Regions from separate parts of the Homo sapiens genome. Here region 2 is linked to region 1. A link is an interaction called in ENCODE POLR2A ChIA-PET data of the cell type or tissue named here. Cell type or tissue: CD4-positive, alpha-beta T cell. All regions are shown on one strand. Links, peaks and the distances in the headings refer to the core of each region. The heading gives the core; the rest is flanking DNA. Region 1 has its middle 28 kb from the start of IL6ST-DT. Region 2 overlaps ANKRD55 (ankyrin repeat domain 55).

Region 1 (2,812 bases), core at 128-2,627:
TCTGAGACGGAGTCTTGTCTCACTCTGTCACACAGGCCAGAGTGCAGTGGCATGATCTCAGCTCACTCAAACCTCTGCCTCTGGGTTCAAGCGATTCCCCTGCCTCAGCCTCCCAAGTAGCTGGAATTACAGGCATGCGCCACCTCGCCTGGCTAATTTTTGCATTTTTAGTAGAGATAGGGTTTCACTAGGTTGGCGAGACTGGTCTCGAACTCCTGACCTCAAGTGACTTGCCTACCTTGGCCTCCCAAAGTGCTGGGATTATAGGCATGAGCCACCATGCCTGGCTCCCTTCAGGTATTTTTAATACATCTCCTTCAAATTGCTTGAACCCGGGAGGTAGATGTTGCAGTGAGCCAAGATCACACCACTGCACACCAGCGTGGGCGACAGAGCGAGACTTTGACTCAAAAAAAAAAATATCCTTCATAGGATAATACTTCTTCTGCTCATTTTGTAACCAAGTTGAAAATTGCTAGCTAAAAATGTCCAAAAGTTAAGGCTAGACATGTCATTCCCAAAAGCTAAATGGTCAAGGTCACATTTCTAGAATCTCTTTATGATGATCCTTTCTCTTTTTTCTGTAATTGGGAAGGAGAAGAATAATTAGTAAGCTGCGAGCTGCAGGAAGAAGAAAGAGCTGAAATGAACATGGTAGTTTCTCTTTTGGCCTTTTCCTCTGCCCCCTTTCTTACCCCTCCACCTTCCTTCTGTACTTGCCAACACCTAGACCAGAGGGAGGCCTGAACCCCATTCGCTGAGACAGAAGACCTGAAGCACCAAATAATTTTTGCAATCTGAGGCCTTTTGGCATCAAAGATGTAGAATCCAGAAAGAGGTGGGTGCTGTGGAAGGGGAGCTCTGGGTGGGCACATTAAAGGACCCCCGTCTCCCAGAGAGATCAGGAACCAAAGGTATGTGTCCTCTTATACCAACTGGCTCAAGATCAGATATTGCTAAACAACGACCCCTGAAACCTAAGGTCCTCGTTGCGATATCGACACTACACTCCCTAAGTGACTAAGGATAAGGCATCTAACTTCCTGGAATCTCAAGTCTGCCTACATATGCAATAAGGAAAATATGCTACCCTATCTACCAGAGAAGTATTGTGAGATCAACTAACCTGTTCTTAGATAATTCTAAAGCAAATTAGCAAACAAATACGCTATATTCTCTGGGTTAAAAATATTGCCGTTTTTAACTCTGTAATACTTCACAGCACCTAATTCCACCTTTATAAACACTCAGGAATTCTAGACTTAATAATTCTATAGCTATAACTTTAATACATGCACATATAATTCAGCCTTCTGCATAACAAGCAATCCATAAATATTTATTGACTAAATGATAAATGATTAATCAATTGATTGAATTAAGGCATTTTCAAAATCAGATACACCGCTAATAAAATCACAAGCTGTTATTCTAAATAAATAACTCAGTGACAATTTCCCAAGCTGAATTAATTACTATGATCTACAACAACCCTGCATTAGAGATATTAAATATGTGAAATAAGTAATAAATTTCTAAATTAATCAATTTACTCATGGCTAGGTTTGAGGCAATAAGTAGAAGCCAAAAAATGTGCCTATCATGTTAATGAGATCCAGTGCTCCTTGCTGTGCTGTGACCAGAAAAATGTCCCCAGACTCCCTGCCTACCCTGCCTGCTCTGCTTTCTCTTGTTTTCCATGGCAGTCAGCATCTTCCAAAGTAGTACACTGTATATAATTGCCTCTTTTTTTTTTGAGACGGAGTCTTGCTCTGTCGCCAGGCTGGAGTGCAGTGGCGCAATCTTGGCTCACTGCAACCTCCACCTCCCAGGTTCAAACAATTCTCCTGCCTCAGCCTCCCAAGTAGCTGGCACTACAGGCGCACGCCACCACGCCGAGCTAATTTTTGTATTTTTAGTGGAGATGAGGTTTCACCACGTTGCCCAGGATGGTCTCGCTCTCTTAACCTCATGATCCGCCCACCTCAGCCTCCCCAAGTGCTGGGATTACAGGCGTGAGCCACCACGCCCAGCCTATAATTGCCTTCTGTTTTATGTTTACTACTTGTTTTCTGTCTCTTCCCTCCAGTATATAAGTACCGTGAGGACAGGCATTTTTGTCTATTTTGTTCATTGATATATCCCAGCTTTTAAATATATGGCACATAGTGGGTATTCAATAAATATTTGTTGATTTAACACATGAATAGATTAATGAATAACTTTACACCCCCAAATCTATCATCTCACTACTATCCAGTGTTCAGATGCCCCACACCCAACTTGAGGGTCTAGATAAGACCTTAGAGATGATCTAGTTCAGTAGTTTCCAAAAGGTCCTTTAGTAAGTGACAGTTTTCACCAGGCCTTAAAGGAAATGTGCATGTATATTTGCCAATTGTCATCCTGAAATTCTGTTGTTCTTCCTTTTTTTGGTGTTAAATGTTTTTATTTGGTAAAATACTCGTGAGAGTAGATGGTAACTGGTGGCATGTGTTTGTGTGTATGTGTTTTCCTGTATGTTAGGAGAGGTATGCTACAACTCCTTACAGGTAAAGAGATAAGGAGACTCAGGCTTAGAAAGAGTAGGTGACTTCCCAAGAGCCACTTAGCTCATCACTTATAAAGCTGGGATTTAAATTCATCTCTTCTAACACTCAGTCTAACGTTTTTTATACAGCGTCAATTTTTGAGTACGAAGTTATGTGTACTAGGGCAGGTTTCAAATACAGAATTCATTTTACCATTAAACCAACTAGCTCTTGGAGTTAACATCTTATCTCCCTTTTTTTTTTTTTTTTTTTGGTTTTTG
Region 2 (2,812 bases), core at 180-2,679, 110 kb before region 1:
GAAGAACAGAGTGCTCTGGTATATTAAAAAAAGGTACCTTTTCCCCCTCCCACTATTTCTATCTTCTGCTCTCTCTCCAGAAGAGGCAGCCCCAGGCTTTTGGGCTTGGCAGCCTCTGGAGTCCAGGCCAACTAAAAGCTTGGTCCAAAGGGGCTAACCATGAAGGCAGTCCAGATTCTAAGCCAGGGATATTAGGCACGTTTCTTTCTCTAGTTAGCCCCAGACCCTCAACCCTCAAACATTCACATGGAATAGACTCTAGATGTTCCTTTTGTCTCCATTCTAGTCTAACATGTCTGGCTCCAACCGATGAGCCAGGATCATCTTCTCACATCACAAAACCTCCCAGCTTTTTAGGAGGGATAAGCGGCTGCAACACAGAGGCTAAAGCACTGGCCTCTGCTTTATATGGTCACCATCACAAGACAAGCAATGCAAACACATCCCAGTGTTCAAGAGAAGGAAGGAGATTGGAGTTCCTGCCAAGAAGAAACCACCATAGAACATATTCCTTAGACATATGTTAGCAAATAAGCAACTAGTCTTAAATCGCCCACTAGACTCCTTTGAAGGTCACCTAGAATGTCTACAGTTAGGATATTGAGATCTTATTGTTGTTGTTGTTGTTTTATCAATCTGCCCGTAGCAAAATTATTACACATTAACTCGACTTTCTTCTTGGCAAGTCTTCTTATGAGTCAGGCTTCCCCAACTCTCCCCACTCATGACAGGTAAAGAGAAAACGACTAGGACTCAGTTCCCAATCATTTTCAGAATACATGAAGGCAATGTTATGGATTACTCATGAACAAAAACAAATAAATACAACAAAAACAAACTCACAATCATCATCTGGCAGCTCAGTGTAGAATTCTAGAGCTCCTTAAGAATAGGATATGTACAATACTGTTTCTTTCCCTATTTAATAACATTTCTACCCAATGTAAACCTACTCTCGATTCTTCCTAAGGACCCACCTGGACCACAGTCCCATTTCTTCTTGTCTAGTGTCTCCTGGTCTCTGTGACTTTCCCTACCTCCCAGGCCTAAGCATATTTTTGGCTGACACACAGTCTAGATTGTTAAGAAGGGAATTCTGTCACCAGGAGGCAAGTGATCCAGGGCCTTGACTTACAAACTAGTGTTTTCTAAGGCTCCCTGAAATTCTCCTGAGGGTGCACCATGGAAACCTTACTAGGAGAAACTCTTAAAGTACCCAAAGATTAACTGTAAAGGAGGTCTCAGTTGGTGAGGCACACGTCACTGGTACTGATGTAGGTCTAAACAGTTTTCACTTTAGTTCCTCCAGTATGAACATGCAGGATCAAATTAATAGACCATTCTTTTTAATCACAGACAGAATAGTATAGTGGTGAAGTCCAATGCCTCCACAGTCAATCCTGGATCTGCTCATTCTCAGCCGTGACAGAGGGCAAATTTCTTAATCCCTTATGCCTTCATTGTCTCCTGTACAATATGAGGACAATAATAGTACCAACCTTGTGGGATTGTTGTTCATGAGTTAGTACATGAAATGGCTTAGAAAGGTGCCAGGCCCAGACGATCACACAGTAAATACAGTTGTCACCATTCTTCCTGGGAGGATCTTCTTACAAAGAAAAGTAAAATACAAACAATGGTGCTATAAGTGAGATTCAGGTATAGAGACAAAGGAATTGTTTGGAGAATTTAGGACAAAAGGAAAAGAGTAAAGGTATGGAGTCTGTCTTTACTTATCCAGAGAGGCTGTCAACAGTACCCCAGCTACCAAGAGACCTGCTGCCTGGGACTGGCTGGCAGGATCCCAGAAGCAGCAGCCTCTATTTCAGTTTACCACTTCCAGAATGACTCCACCCCAGGGGCGAGGGAGGCGAAAGGAAGAGAGTACGAGTGTGGGGTTTTGTTTTCTCCATCTGCACTTAATGCTTCTTCTTCTACCAAGAGGGGAAACTATGAACAGGGTGTTTTGGCCTTTGAACCACCTTGACAGCTTGAATTCCTTTACTCTTCCAGGAAATTGTAAACAAAAAAGAATTGTTGTGCTGACACTCTTTTTGCTTCTATTTTCCTTATTGAATGGCTACTGCTTTTAAAGAAAAGTGTCTCTTGACTATCTAAAATGTATTTCAGACTCCTTCGATGTATGTCTAACTAGCATGAAGTGAAACAAACATAGAAAAGTTGATAAAGGCATGAAAGCTTAGGTGTGCTCACCTAAACTTTAGGTGACTTCTAAGTCACCTAAGTAAGCTTTAGCTGACTTCTAAGGACAGGCATGCCATAGAATATAAACAATGGGTCAAAGTTATTTAAAATCATTGTTAGACAAAGGAAAGATGGATGGAGGAAGAAGACGCAAAAGGGAAGATGATAGGAAGAGAAAGAAAAAGTTTGTAGCCAGAGATTGCTTTATGGATATGTAACCAGTGCAGCCACAGAGGGTCTGGTACTCAGATGGGACCCTGTGCTTAAGGCATAATGTTCTGTAGTCCCCATCTGGAAATTCTCACTTTATCTTTTAATTGTTTTTGTAAACGAAGTCTGATACAAGACTGTAGCCTCTGCTCAGACAGTTCTGCTTCCCAGGCTCCCTGGGACAAATTCTCAGCCCCCTGCTCCTTGGCCCTACCCCGAAACAAGCTTTTTAAGTGCATCACTGCGCCACCAATCAGTACTCATCATAGTCACTTCTTTAACATTAAGATGAACTCTGTCAGTTTCTTGGTGGTCAGCCTCTACAGCAAATGGGGACACAAATGATCAGACCTAATGAGCAAGTTGTTGTCTAGGTGGCCCACCGATCACTCTAGCT

Evidence for each region. ChIA-PET counts read pairs that join two places held together with the same protein. Peaks named below come from ENCODE experiments on the same cell type or tissue, not always from the same donor. Only the 100,000 strongest peaks of a DNase experiment are listed, where the experiment ranks them.
Region 2: POLR2A ChIA-PET joins it to region 1 with 5 read pairs; 6 of 35 experiments call an interaction of 5 or more read pairs at or near these places.

What each region holds. Positions count from the first base shown.
Region 1 is chr5:56,021,722-56,024,533 of GRCh38, reverse strand. No RefSeq gene overlaps it. Among named protein-coding and RNA genes, the nearest start is that of IL6ST-DT, 28 kb to the right of the region's middle. In CD4-positive, alpha-beta T cell, for the core only: no CTCF peak of the experiment used is centred there; no DNase peak of the experiment used is centred there.
Region 2 is chr5:56,127,410-56,130,221 of GRCh38, reverse strand. The region is part of intron 7 of ANKRD55 (ankyrin repeat domain 55); the gene reads left to right. It overlaps LOC101928419 (a long non-coding RNA gene), which reads right to left. Exons shown (of 2, transcript XR_241794.2): 2 at 1-2,812. Among named protein-coding and RNA genes, the nearest start is that of ANKRD55, 100 kb to the left of the region's middle. In CD4-positive, alpha-beta T cell, for the core only: no CTCF peak of the experiment used is centred there; no DNase peak of the experiment used is centred there; H3K27ac peaks cover 2,456 bases.